Regions from separate parts of the Homo sapiens genome. Here region 2 is linked to region 1. Evidence: chromatin contacts called from ENCODE Hi-C or POLR2A ChIA-PET data. All regions are on one chromosome and are shown on one strand. Each heading gives the region's core, a stretch centred on a gene start or an enhancer-like site at or near the end of the contact. The rest is flanking DNA. Distances are from core to core; before and after follow the strand shown.

Region 1 (6,549 bases), core at 1,312-3,811:
GTGATTGGAGGATGTGGACCCAGGAGAAGAGAGGAAAGAGATGCAAAAGGAGAACTCGGTAGCCAACGTCCTGTCAAAACGAGGGTTCAATAGATATGGAAACAGCATTAGGTGCAAGGCCATGGCACCCCCAGCCACTGACCCTGAGATTGATTGGGTACTTCTTCCTGAGAGAAACTCAAAGGAGATACAAGAATGAAAACAAATTTAGGGAAGGAACACTTTAGTAATTAACAAGACACAGTCAGGGAACTATTTTGCTCAGGGAAATTAAATTCTGCTGACTTAGAACTTAAGCAGATGAAAAAGACTCTCTGTGTATGTTTACCCTTAAAGGACAAGTTTTTAATTTTGCAGATTTTGCCAATGCAATAAAAGAAAAAAAAATACAGTAAAACCAGAGAGAAGAAAACAGAAATGGAGTAGAGAACATTAATCTACTTTGAGGAGGATGACATCCAAGCGTGGGAAGGGTTCTAATCTGCTTCTTTAAAAATCAGCCTTCTTCCTTTATCCCCATATGTTTCTGTGAACTCAATCTGCAAGCAGCCAGGAAAGAAGAGATCAAATGTATGAGCGGGGCAAGGGAAGTACCTGTTTTCATGTGTATTACCCCATTTGTATGATTTGCTCCACAGTTTTGAGAACGTCTTAAAATATCTGAAAAATGCATTGAATAGTAATTGTGAGAAGACACAGTAGGTGAATTGGACAATTATTCTCATGATTAGCAACAAATACTAAGAAGGAGGAAAACAATTATCTAGACATGAAGCTGTCCCCTGTAGAATAATTTACAATGTCCTTCTGCACATTTTGTCACTTCTGTTTGTTTGAGTCTATAATGTGCTTATGAAAGTGTTGTCTGTCTTGGCACACACATCAGAGGAGTCCAGGTAGAACCTAGAAATGTAGTTACCCAAATTAGGTGATGGTCAGCTTAAAAATCACTTTAAATGGCATGCTTATACAGTGACTAAGTTGATGTTTGTGTGTGGCCTTATTCATCTGTTACCATATTTACCCAGTGTGATTTTGGGGGAAAAATGAATGCCCTCCTAGTCAGTCATACTCCTCTTCATCAATATTAGTTCTGATTACTTCAACTGAATTTCTTAATGATTTGATGTTTAATGTTTAAAGCCTAATTGTTTATCAGCTATTGAAAATAATACATGGCTACTAATTAAGATGCTTTAAAATATACCAGTGATTTTTATTTCTTTAAAACAATAACTTAAAACAATAGCTATTAAACTCTAGATAACTAAAATTGGAAATTATTACCCAACAGAAACTCCACACCTGATCTCCAACTGACAGGAGTAGGGCTTTATCAGAATATCTGAGAGGGAGAGACAGAGATTCTGCTCCCTCCATCTCGTTAGCCCCTGCTGAGCCAGAACATGTGATCTGAAGCAGAAATGGAAGGAAAAGCAGTTTTTGCAATGCTATAGAGACAGAGTGCCCTATCCCTACCAGCCTGTAAGTTGGAAGTTCCATGGTGTCACAAAAACTAATTAATACTAAAGTTAGTACTTACTCTTCCTTTCTTATTTTCCCAGGAGGATTACTGTGAATAGGCTTGCCTCCTAGGCCACTCAGAATTTGTATGTTGACAAAATATGTCTCCTTTGGACATGTAAGGAGATATAAAATGTATGCAAAGTCACATCATATTATTTGACTGGGCATTCCATTTTGTCAGTTTATATTTTATACTTTATTATTTTAGGGGCAAACATCTATAAAAACAGGGTTCTGTATTGTCACTCGGGTTTGGTTCATGCTCAGAGTTTTCTTAACAGCATTCCTGTTGTTGTATAACTTTAAAATTAGATGAGAACAAAAATTTCACTCTGAAGCCGGAACAACATGGAACCTGGATTTTGGGTTAAATTGCTTAAAAGAATAATCCCCACTTTCTTTCTTTTTTCTGATGACTATGTTTTGGGGCTACTCCTAAGTCTTGTCCTCTGAGGCCACCAAGCCATGCATATCTAATCCAATAAAATTAGAACGTGAGATTCTCCAAAGATTCCAAGTGTCTTAAGGCACTGAAAATACAGACATGATGTTTTCATATAATTCTACACAGTTATTATTACAAAGTGATTTATTTTAACTTTAGATTAGGGAAAAGAAAATTTGTATGTAATTTAGTTTTAAAATAATATATGTTAAAAATAATTTAAATAATAAATTAAATTGAATCCTTAAAAGAATAATTGCAGATTTGGAAGAAAAAAGCTTTATCCAAGACTGTGGATACTTTAAGGAGTCTGTTAGCTTACTTTCCCTTTACTTTCAATTTGCAATTGTTGGAAACTATACTGGATATCCACCACTAAAACACAATCAGCTCTTGCTTAGATTAAAAATTTCTAAGGCCTTTAGCTTTGATTTCAGTTTTGCAATATGCTGTAACTGCCAGGACAGTGACCCCTGGTGAAGACAAAGGTTTGAGTATCAGATCGCTTGATATGATTAAGCACATTCCTGTTTCATTCCACAGATACCAATATTAAGTCAGACGTGAAACTCCCTTTTGATGCCTATCACTATGCTCTGACTCGCTGCACAACTTAACCTCTTGGTGACTCCAGTTCCTTGTTTGCAAGTGGAGATGAACAGGTCTGCTGTGAGGATTGAATAGAATAATACATGTAAAAGATGCGTTATTTGCTTGATACCCAGCCTGGTACACATGAAGGATTACTAAATAGTTTACATGAACATTATTACTACCTAATTGTTTTTAATTCAGGAAAATGTAGAAGCTACAACATCAGAATATGCTTCTGTAGTAGTACTTTTGCCTCTAGTTCAGTACCCTGTCAACCACCACATGAAGTGGTGTAACAAGACATAATTGAAACACTATTGTAATGAAAGGAACACTAGACATGCAGTCAGAAATCTGGGCTCAATTTCTGAAATGCATGTAGCATTTACCATATGCCAGGTACTGCTGTTAAGTATTTAACATACATTAACCTAAGCTGTCATAACAATCCAGTAAGGTAGGTGCTGTTATTACCCTCATTTTCTGATGAGGACACTGATACAAAAGAAGTTAAGTAACTTGCTCCAAATTATACATATTTGGCAAGCTATGGAGCCAGAATTTGAACCCAGACAGGCAGCTTCCAGTCCATGCTTCATAGCCTTTGGACTCTGTGAGCTTCAGTTTTCCCAACGGCACAATGAGAATAATAATCTTACAGTCATCTCACAGAGTCCTTGCAAGAATTTAATATGATGGTAAATCTAAACTGCCCTGGAACTGAAAAAGACTGTACAAATATAAAGGATTATTGTTATTAAGATTCTTAACCAAAATGCATCACTATCTGTATAAACAATGAGACAGGGTATAGCTGAAGTAATACCACTAAAGATGTGATGTTATAAGCATTCCAAGTGCCAAGTGCCAACAAAAATATTTTTCCCAGTGAACCTCAATATCTCAATGTTATTACCTGAAAGAGAAATTGAAATTATTTATCATTTTTTGAAGGTACTATTTGAACACTTAAAATTGTTTACTCTCTAACTTTTAGAGTTAATATTTTTTCAGAATGTCAAAGAAGCTCTTCTTACATGTTCAGAAGTGACTGTAGCAGGGCATGTTTAAATGGGCATGTAAATGTGAAGTCCTGTCCTATGAATGGTAAACTCACAGAGTGAATTCATTTTGCCTTTTGGGTCAGTGTAATTACCTATTGATTTTTAGGAAAGAAAGAAAAACTGACATTCACAACCTTTGCTCTTTAATTTCTGAACAGAATTACGGCCTAAATGGAAGAATGATGTTGTTTATCTGTTAGCACCTTTCAGAGACAAGGCCAATACTTCAAATTACTTGTGCATAATTGGTGCTCAGTAAACATTTTTGGGTTAAAAGCTTAACCCCATACAGATAGTTCCTGCTCCATTAGACAGATTCATATCACATTCCTAATCAAGCCTCTGATAGGCAATATGCAAAAAAATAGCAACTGTAAACCTTTATATCATTCAAAGTTATAAAATTATAGTCTAAGACATCAGTGGACATCAGCATGCAGCAGTTTTTAAAATTATGTAAGTCTCAATGTGCTGTGAAGTATTAAAAACTATTACCTCAACTGGGCTTGAAATTGCTTCCAGCTAAACAATGAATATTAAATTAAATAATAATGGTTTTTTTGCCTCTTAGAATTTATAAATGCACTGGACTTTGCTTTGGGTAGACCACTTTTTTTTAAAGAAAGAGAGAGGAAAAGAAAAAAGGACAGAAAGGAAGTAAAATAAAACCTGTAAGAATGTTGGAAATAAAATTTCCCCCATATACTGTTGGTAAATATCATTGTACCAAAAAAACACATTGATAAAGACATTGTTGACCTCCAAATTGCATTGCAAAACTCATGCTTTTCAAAATAGTTTTGTAAAAATTTATGAAAATCTTACTAAAGATGTTAGTTATGAAGAAATGGGTAGTTGTTCATTTGAGTCTCCACCTCTTTTCTATTATTTTAATGCTATATATATATATATATATATATATTTCTATAGAACTTCTAGGGTGCACTTTATTCAGGCTTTCCAAGGTTATATGTAAAAAAATGGTTAACATGAACTATATAAATCATAGGCCCAAATTGTTGAACAATGTAGTCATCATAACTTCTATAAGTGTAGTATCAAAATCAAGGTATAATTGTAGAACTCTTATCAACTTCAGTGCTCTAAATAGAAAGTTAACTTCACTTTGAAACACAACTTTTGATGAAAAATTCTAAAAGATTTATATAGCTCATTCAAAAATTTCAAATATGCCTATGAAAGCGTCTTTATTCCTTAGTGAAACATTTGTTAGCCATGATGCATGTATGGACTTATGAAACATTTTGCTTGCAGTTTCCTTGGGATAGTCTAGTCAGATGAATTTGGCACCCACACAGTGATCCGGTGTGTTGCTAGTCAAATGCTGTCCATGAACCTGTGCCACCTGTCTGTGAACCCTTTGCTAACACATTGCAACAAGATAATCAAGAAGCTTGACCAGAATCTAAGCCAACTATACCAGTAAGCTGACACTCCTTTTTAAATAGCATACATTTCCCGGTAAAGCAACCAATGTGTTCATTTATACTCTGGACCAAGTTCTTTCATTTCCTTGGGGATTAGTGACATGTTATGGACTGGCTACTTTGAGTAGCACTGTTCTAGCATGTTTTTGTGTACTCCAATGTGATGCTCAAAATCTTGGGTTCAGGAGGCAGGCAGACCCGAGTTTGAATCCTGGCCTAGCAACTTGGTAGTCAATGGTCTGAAAGAAAAGAATTAGGTGCCTATTAGAAACAGCAGGCAAGGTAAAATGAACAGGTTAGAGGACAGGGCCTAGCGTTTGATGTCAGAACATCTTGGCTGAACCATGGTCACAACTTTTATAGGCTGCTTACCTTAAGGTAAATGTCTTAAATGAGAAAATATGCATCAAATACACACACACAAACACATACACACACACACACACTGCATAGGGCTTGATACAGATAAAGTGCTCAAACTATTTTGTTTATTTGTTCATTATTAATTGTGTGACATAGTAGACTGGTTTCCTAGACTGGATTTTTTTATACAGAAATATATTTGTTACTCTGGAATCTGGTGATCTAAATATTTTAGTCAATATTTGCATTGATATCTTATTGCTTTTCATCACTGATTTTACTAGCCTTATCAACAAATTAATAAATAAGAGAATCCCCCAAAGTCCTGCCAAACCTAAAATACTTTTAGAGTCACATCAATATTTTTTAAATTGTGGATAAATCCAGTTAATCCCAATATGACTCATGACCTGTCTGTGTAGCCACTGACATTTTTGTAGCATTTAATCACTTGGCTGGCATAGTTCTAAGCAAAGATGGTAAAAATAAAGTCTGAATGGAAGAGCACACATTGATTTGAGGTTTACTCTTCTCCGTTTACCCATCTACCTCATAAACCAGGTTAGGAGTAGGCAAGTCAGTAAAGGAAGACCGTTGCTAGTTCCTGTCTCCCAAACTCAGTTTTTTAAATTTTATTTTTGATTCGGGGGTATATGTGCAGGTTTGTTACATAGATAAACTCATGTCACAGGGGTTTTTGAACAGATTATTCCATCACCAAGGAATTAAGCCGATAACCCAGTTGTAACCCAGATATAACTGTTGGGTTTTCTTTGAACCCAGTAGTTACCTTCTCTGCCCCTCTCCCTCCTCCCACCTTCCAGTGTCTGTTGTTTCCTTCTTTATGGTCATAAGTTCTCATCATTTAGCTCCCACTTATAAGTAACAATATGCAGTATTTGGTTTTCTGTTCCTGTATGAGTTTGCTGAGGATAACAGCCTCCAGCTCCATCCATGTTCCCACAGAAGACATGATCTTGTTCTTTCTTATGGCTGCATGGTATTCCATGGTGTATATGTACCACACTTTCTTTATCCAATCTGTCATTAATGGGTATTTAGGTTGATTCTATGTCTTTGCTATTGTTAGCAGTGCTGCAATAAACAT
Region 2 (6,549 bases), core at 1,113-3,612, 47 kb before region 1:
CTTATAATTATTTTGCTTTTGCATATTATATAAGCATAAGCTAAGAGAAGCCAAATAAGTATGCCCTGGATATTAACAGGAATTGAAATATTATAAATGTCTATATCCACTTAATTTCCTACAATGCCACCTCTCAGAGATTTTGGGCAGTAGATTTTCTCAGTCGATTATTAAGTTTCTATTATTTGACATGAAGATAGTTGCTTCTGAGATAGATAATTTTTAACAGTTTAGAATAATGCACCATCTTAAACCATAAAGGCAAAACATCCACGTAGCTAGCCCCTGTACAACCTCCTCAATTAGCATAGAGGGAAACTGAGGCCAGTTTCTCAAAGTTATACAACTGATATGCAGCACCTTATTAGCCATGCAACGAACATTTTGAAAATCAGAATGATCATCTTGCTAAAATAGAATTCCTTTATTTTGCTTAATTTACTCATCTGCTAAAAAATAAACATGGTGAAAAAAATATAGCCTTGAGAATCAGACAGACTCCTTTTTCTTGTGTGTATTGTATAATCTTTCCATGCCTCAGTTTCTTTACCTCTGTAAGATTTTTTTAAATAATAGATTTGGAGAGATAATTAAGTTGACATGACTATGTAAAGCTCAGAGCACAGTGCCTCTCAAGGAGTTACTTCTATTTCCTCTCCACTTTTAGGGAGTATTTAAGAAAATATTATTTCAAAGGCTAAGAAAAAGGATTGAAGATAATACAATAAGTGACTTTATTTTTCACTGGCAATTAAAATATTATAAATTTAGGCATCTTTACAAGGAAAAATATTAAATTTCATAATTTAATACATAAACATAAAACTATATTTTATAGTTATAATTAATATGTATGTGTTCTTTAGTTTTTGCTTTTTATACATAAAATGACATCCTATATATTTCCATATTGCCACTTAGCCACACTTTTCTAGCTTTCGTCATCTCCAGAATCCTGTCATGTCATAGTGTGCGGGGTCATTTATTCCCTTATTGCCGTCGTCCTTTAAGGTGGAGTCCAGCTTTTCCCAGTACATCCAATAAACATGTGGTGCACCCATTACAGAATTGGCATCTTAAGAGGTAGAAAGATGAATAAGACTTGTTCTCTGGCCCTAAGGCTCTTACAATCTAGGAGTTGAGGGAAATATGCAAAGAAGTATGATGCAACATGTTCAATGCTTTAACAAAGATGCTTGGGAATCACTGGGAACAAGGAAAAGGGACAATCTCCTTCATTAACATATTTGTGCAGATGACTTAGTTTGAAGAGTTGGGAATTTTCTAAAGGGAAACTATGCATCAAGAATATTAGGGGCTCATGGGGTTAATTTTTCAAATTGCCATATTACTCCATAAAATGATGAAAACTTTTACGGTATGTTTAACAACATCACATGGACCGTGTTCCCCATAGTCCTGTTAGTTCACTATGGAGTCTTCACTGTGATATATTTTCTGACTACTCAGGGAAATGGACTGCACCCTTTTTTTATTTCATCAAATACAATACATGCTTCCATCTTAGCATCTCTAACCCTTAGGCACCTGCAAGTTGAATGTCTGCCTTGCTCTGTTAGGTAATAGGCTCCCAGAGGATAGAGACAATGCCTGATTCATTACTAGATCTTCTATGATTAGCATACTGTTTGGGCCATTATAGATATTCATTAAGAATTATTTGATCAGCGCCGGGTGTGGTGGCTCATGCCTGTAATCCCAGCACTTTGGGAGGCCAAGGCGGGTGGATCACTTGAGGTCAGGAGTTTGAGACCAGCCTGGCCAACATGGTGAAACCCCGTCTCTACTAAAAATACAAAAATTAGCCAGGCGTGGTGGCACGCACCTGTAATCCTACCTACTCAGGAAGCTGAGGCAGGAGAATCACTTGAACCTGGGAGGCAGAGGTTGCAGTGAGCTGAGATTGTGCCATTGCACTCCAGCCTGAGCAATAGAGTGAGACTCCGTCTCAAAAAAAAAAAAAAAGAATTATTTTATCATAAGAAAATTTCCAAGGTCAATGAGCATACCATGTTACCCTAGAATTAGAATAATGATCTTTATACTAACTTTTCTAACTTTAAATGTATTTTACATATTAATATCAAGTTGTCTTAATAGTCTCTTTTAAATACACTGTCCTCTTCAGTGTTGTGCAAGTTCTTGGTTGTCAGATATTACATTCTTGCCAAATACTGAGTCCTAAATATGCCAAATACAATATGCCAAATACTGAGTCCTAAATACGAAGATGGACAGTATGCAAAGCTGTGCATCACATATTTAGTCACAAGGCCATCAATTTCCCAGATGTCATTAGCAGGAGGTTTACGTATTTCAGCTGAGACTGGCAAACATGAACGTATGTGGCAATAGCAGCAACAAGTATGAGGAAGTTTGAGGAAATACATGCCTACAAGTAGGGTGGTTGTGAAAGGATTACTGAGAAGTCCTGGGCTTAGCCCAAAGGAGACAGGGATATGTGCAACCCTGTTTGCAAATATTTCATTTATTCCTAGTGATATGGCTGCAGATATGGAAGAAAAGAGAAAAGAAAATAACAATAAAAAGACAGTCTTTAATCATTTCCATTGAATTAATGTGCTGAAAGATCTCTGTTTTACACAACTCAGGTATTAATACTTCTTTACAAAGTATTTACTAGCCATGAACACCATGAGAAAATTTAGACTGGTTTCCATGATATGACAGACTTATTTAAGGGACACTTTGTAGAAAAAATTTGCAGCTTTACTGAGAGGAAAAAAAAACAAAACTGCTTCTCTTTCTCTGTACAATGTCAACTGGCTAGAAACAGTTTATCTAGATTCGACAGAGCTTTTTGTTTTGTTGTGTTTGCTTGTTGTGCTTGTTTGATTTTTGCTCATTACTGATTATTTGCTTTTGCTAAATTATTTTTTAGCTTCATTTAAATGGAGCCCTTTGTTAACTAAAATTTTATTTGACTCTCTATGTTTAGGGAAAGTGCAAACAACAAGAACACAAATATCATAGTTTATTTAGTCCAGTTTCTCTACCTCAGAACTATTGACATTTTGGGCTGGATAATTCAGCACTGTGAGGGCTGTCCTATGCATTGTAGGATATTTAACAATATCCCTGATCCCTACCAACTAGATGCCAGTAACACCCCTCCCCAAGTTGTGACAATCAAAAATATCTCTAAGCATTGTCAATATCTCTTGGGGGCCAAAATAGTCCCTAATTGAGAACAGCTAATCTAGATTGTATAATTTAAAATGTTAATAATTAATGATTATTTATATAGAGAGGCATAAAATAAAACTAGTATAGCTTTACAAAAGCAAAGTCAAAATAATTCTATGGGTTATTTTCTGTCATTTGTATACATTCAACCTCATTTCTAGAATTGGACCGTTATCATGAATAATCACATGATTACCCCTGAAGTTTGTGCCATATTCTGCATTGCCTGAGAATGAGAAAAACATTTCTATTGAATTGTATGTATTCCAGCATTATTGTTGCATCTCCCATCTTACAGATGAAAGAGGAACAGAGCAGTTAAATGCATTACTTAAGATCACCCCAAAGCAGATCAGAGCTCATAGCCTCAGGTTCCAGAGTCATTATTATTTGAAATAGATAATGATCTAGAATGATTTTTAACAGTAAGAAATTAACAAAGGTTCCCAGTCAATTAGGATATTCACTTGAAAACTTTCAGTTAATTATGTTTTCTTTAGTATCAGATAGAACCAAACTTCAGTTTACTCTTCTCTTAAACTGAACAAACTCTGTTCTCCTTTGTCTGTCTCAGTATGGCCTGCTGTAACAAATGCAATAAACTAGGTAGCTTATAAACAACAGAAATTTATTCTCACAGTTCTGGAAGCTGGACATCTGTGATTGGGGTTGCCAGCAGGTTGAGTTCTGGTAAGGACCTGTCTCCTGGCTCATAGACGGCCGTCTTCTCACTGTGTCCTCAACATGGCTGAAAAGGCAAGGTAGCTTTCTGGGGTTTCTTTTACAAGCGTACTAATCCCAATCATGAGAGCTCTGCCCTCTTGTCTTAATAACTTCCCAAAGGCTCCACCTCCAATTACACTGGGGCCAGCTTTCAGTGTATGAATTTTGGGGGAACACAAGCATTAAGTCTATAGCACCTTTTGATGGTGGAAAGTTCTTTGGAAATCTAAGCTCTAGATTGCATTGTGATGTGTAATCCTTGCAGCATCACAGCATGAGCCTAGAATAAAGCCTAATTCCAATCAGCTCTTTCCTAACCCACCACTCACAGTGCTCCCCATTCAAACAATATTATAAATATTGCATTTGTCCATAAAGTCCAAGAGAACAAAGAATAACTGCTTGCATTTGTCTTAATATAGAAGAGTACTATTCATGCACCTCACTATGGGCAATGGATCATTCATTCTTTCAGCATCCCTTTATTGAGTATTGCTGATGATGTACCAGGCATTTTTCCAGCTCCTGAGGGTATAGTCGTAAAGAAACGAGGCAAAGCATCTACCCTTATGGAGTTTACATTTGAATGCAGCAAATGGAAACTAGACATTAAAATAAAAGAATTTAGAGTGTTTAAATTAGGAAGAAACATAAAGAAGTAAAGAAGGATAAATCTGTGACTGCATTTTAAATCCGCTAGTCGTGAAAGGTCTTTCTCTCTCTCTTTTTTTTTTTTTTTTTTTTGAGACGGAGTCTCATTCTGTTCCCCAGGCTGGAGTGCAGTGGCGCGATCTCAGCCCACTGCAACCACCACCTCTCAGGTTCAAGTGATTCTCCTGCCTCAGCCTCCTGAGTAGCTGGTATTATAGGCGCATGCCACCACACCTGGCTAATTTTTGTATTTTTAGTAGAGACGGGGTTTCACCATGTTGGTCAGGCTGGTCTCGAACTCCTGACCTTGTGATCTGCCCGCCTCAGCCTCCCAAAGTGCTGGAATTACAAGCATGAGCCACTGCGCCCGGCCCATGAAAGGTTTTTCTGAGTGAGAGACATTTAAACAAAACAAGGCATGCAAAGATGAGAGTGTGAAAATTCTCTGAAAATGCTCCATGTGGAAGAAACCATAAAAATGGCAAATCCCAGAGTAGGAGCACATTTGGCCATAGTAAGGATTTTATTTTGATTGCTATGGGAAACTATTGGAGGATTTTGAGCAAGGGCAAATATTTGAGCAGATATTAAACAAAAATATATTTGAGCCATATTTTGTAAATGTCCAGCTTTTGTTTCCAATGACAGTACTGCACATTATTTATTATATTTACTTGTCTGTGACCCATTCTGAAATCTCACCACAGATAGGGGCAGTACGGTTAGTTACAGGTACAGAATTACAGCACAGACTATACCTGTAGTACAGAATATACAGACTAGAAAGAAACTTCACCGTAAAGATTGTATGTGGATGAGTAGATTAATAACACACCGCATTTTTGATTTGTATTCAGTAGTGTAGCTGATGGTTCGTGTGAAGAATTAGATTTATTACTCTATTACGTTTGTGTATGTGTGTGTGCAGAGGAGGGAAGAATGTTAGTGCTCATACAAAGAGAGGCTCACGTCACAGTTCCCTAGGCATTGTTCTGATTACCCTTGTAGGCAAAATGCATAAGATTTTGAAATCTCAGTTATGGCTGTAAAATCACCTTCAAGCATCTCTTCTAAAATAGTGGGCATTATTCTGTCTTCTAGCTAACACAGAATAATCTAAACTATAGGACCAGCCATGTCCCACTCTCTTCCCCAAAATATCCCCACTTGAGATTGAGGTTATAAAATAGATTGGAATCTTTGGGGGATAGAGGTGATTTAAAAGATAGGATATGAAGGAAGGATGATTATATTCTACCCAAATACAATTTTGGCTATGTTATATAACCATTAAAATATATTTTAAAGTTAGGCATTGACTTATTATGCCAAAAAGTTAGTGTGATCATGGCAATTTCATGTGTTTAAACCTAATATATTGCTCTGAGGATTTTTGGTGGGTTTGTGGGGGAATAAAGGATAAGTATTACCTAATCTTAAGCTATTTAATGCTATAAAATACTTACTATACCTATGAACATTAAATTGTATAACTTTGAGGGCAAAAATTGCTGCCAAGTTAGTGTTTTTGGAATGGTCTTATTTTTCATGAAACTTACTGTCAGAAAAGAAGACCAGAATATCTCTAGGTTTGAATTTGACCCTTATAAAATGATTAGAGTGGACTTCATGGGCTGCCTCTTCAAATATCTAGAAAGTTAATAAACTGATTTTATAGAAGTATTACTAATTTTCCTGATTAAGGTTTTTGCACCACATGTGTCTCTAAAGCAATGCTAAAAGAAAACACATCAAGACAAGTTAAATAGCTAGAAATTACATATTTTAGTTTTACATTTGATAATCCACTTTTGGATTTGTTTTGATGCATGAAAATTTACATACTTTGGAGGGCCTGGCTCCCTGGAACTTTGCCATTTTTAAGATCCCTCCTACAGTGGCATTTATCCACCCAGGCAGCTCTCTACCCTGACACCAACCTACACA

Evidence for each region. Hi-C counts contacts between places; a loop is a spot of excess contacts on that map. ChIA-PET counts read pairs that join two places held with the same protein, here RNA polymerase II (POLR2A). Pooled maps may share reads with other maps.
Region 2: a loop to region 1 is called in a map of Caco-2, with 7 times the contacts of the local background. The contact joins two enhancer-like sites. A Hi-C loop is called at or near these places in 8 of 168 maps with a recorded cell type or tissue (Caco-2, Calu3, PC-9 and 3 more) and 6 of 50 pooled maps. POLR2A ChIA-PET finds 5 or more read pairs at or near these places in 3 of 52 experiments (A549, H1 and PC-9).

What each region holds. Positions count from the first base shown.
Region 1 is chr5:58,184,408-58,190,956 of GRCh38, reverse strand. It overlaps LOC105378983 (a long non-coding RNA gene), which reads left to right. Exons shown (of 4, transcript XR_948350.2): 4 at 2,516-4,252. Among named protein-coding and RNA genes, the nearest start is that of LINC02101, 65 kb to the right of the region's middle. Within about 2 kb of position 2,561, at least 5 of the 41 ENCODE cell types and tissues checked have a DNase peak (open chromatin) inside an H3K27ac peak, as active enhancers do; they include PC-9, where a contact is called at or near this core.
Region 2 is chr5:58,231,309-58,237,857 of GRCh38, reverse strand. No RefSeq gene overlaps it. Among named protein-coding and RNA genes, the nearest start is that of LINC02101, 110 kb to the right of the region's middle. Within about 2 kb of position 2,362, at least 2 of the 41 ENCODE cell types and tissues checked have a DNase peak (open chromatin) inside an H3K27ac peak, as active enhancers do; they include PC-9, where a contact is called at or near this core.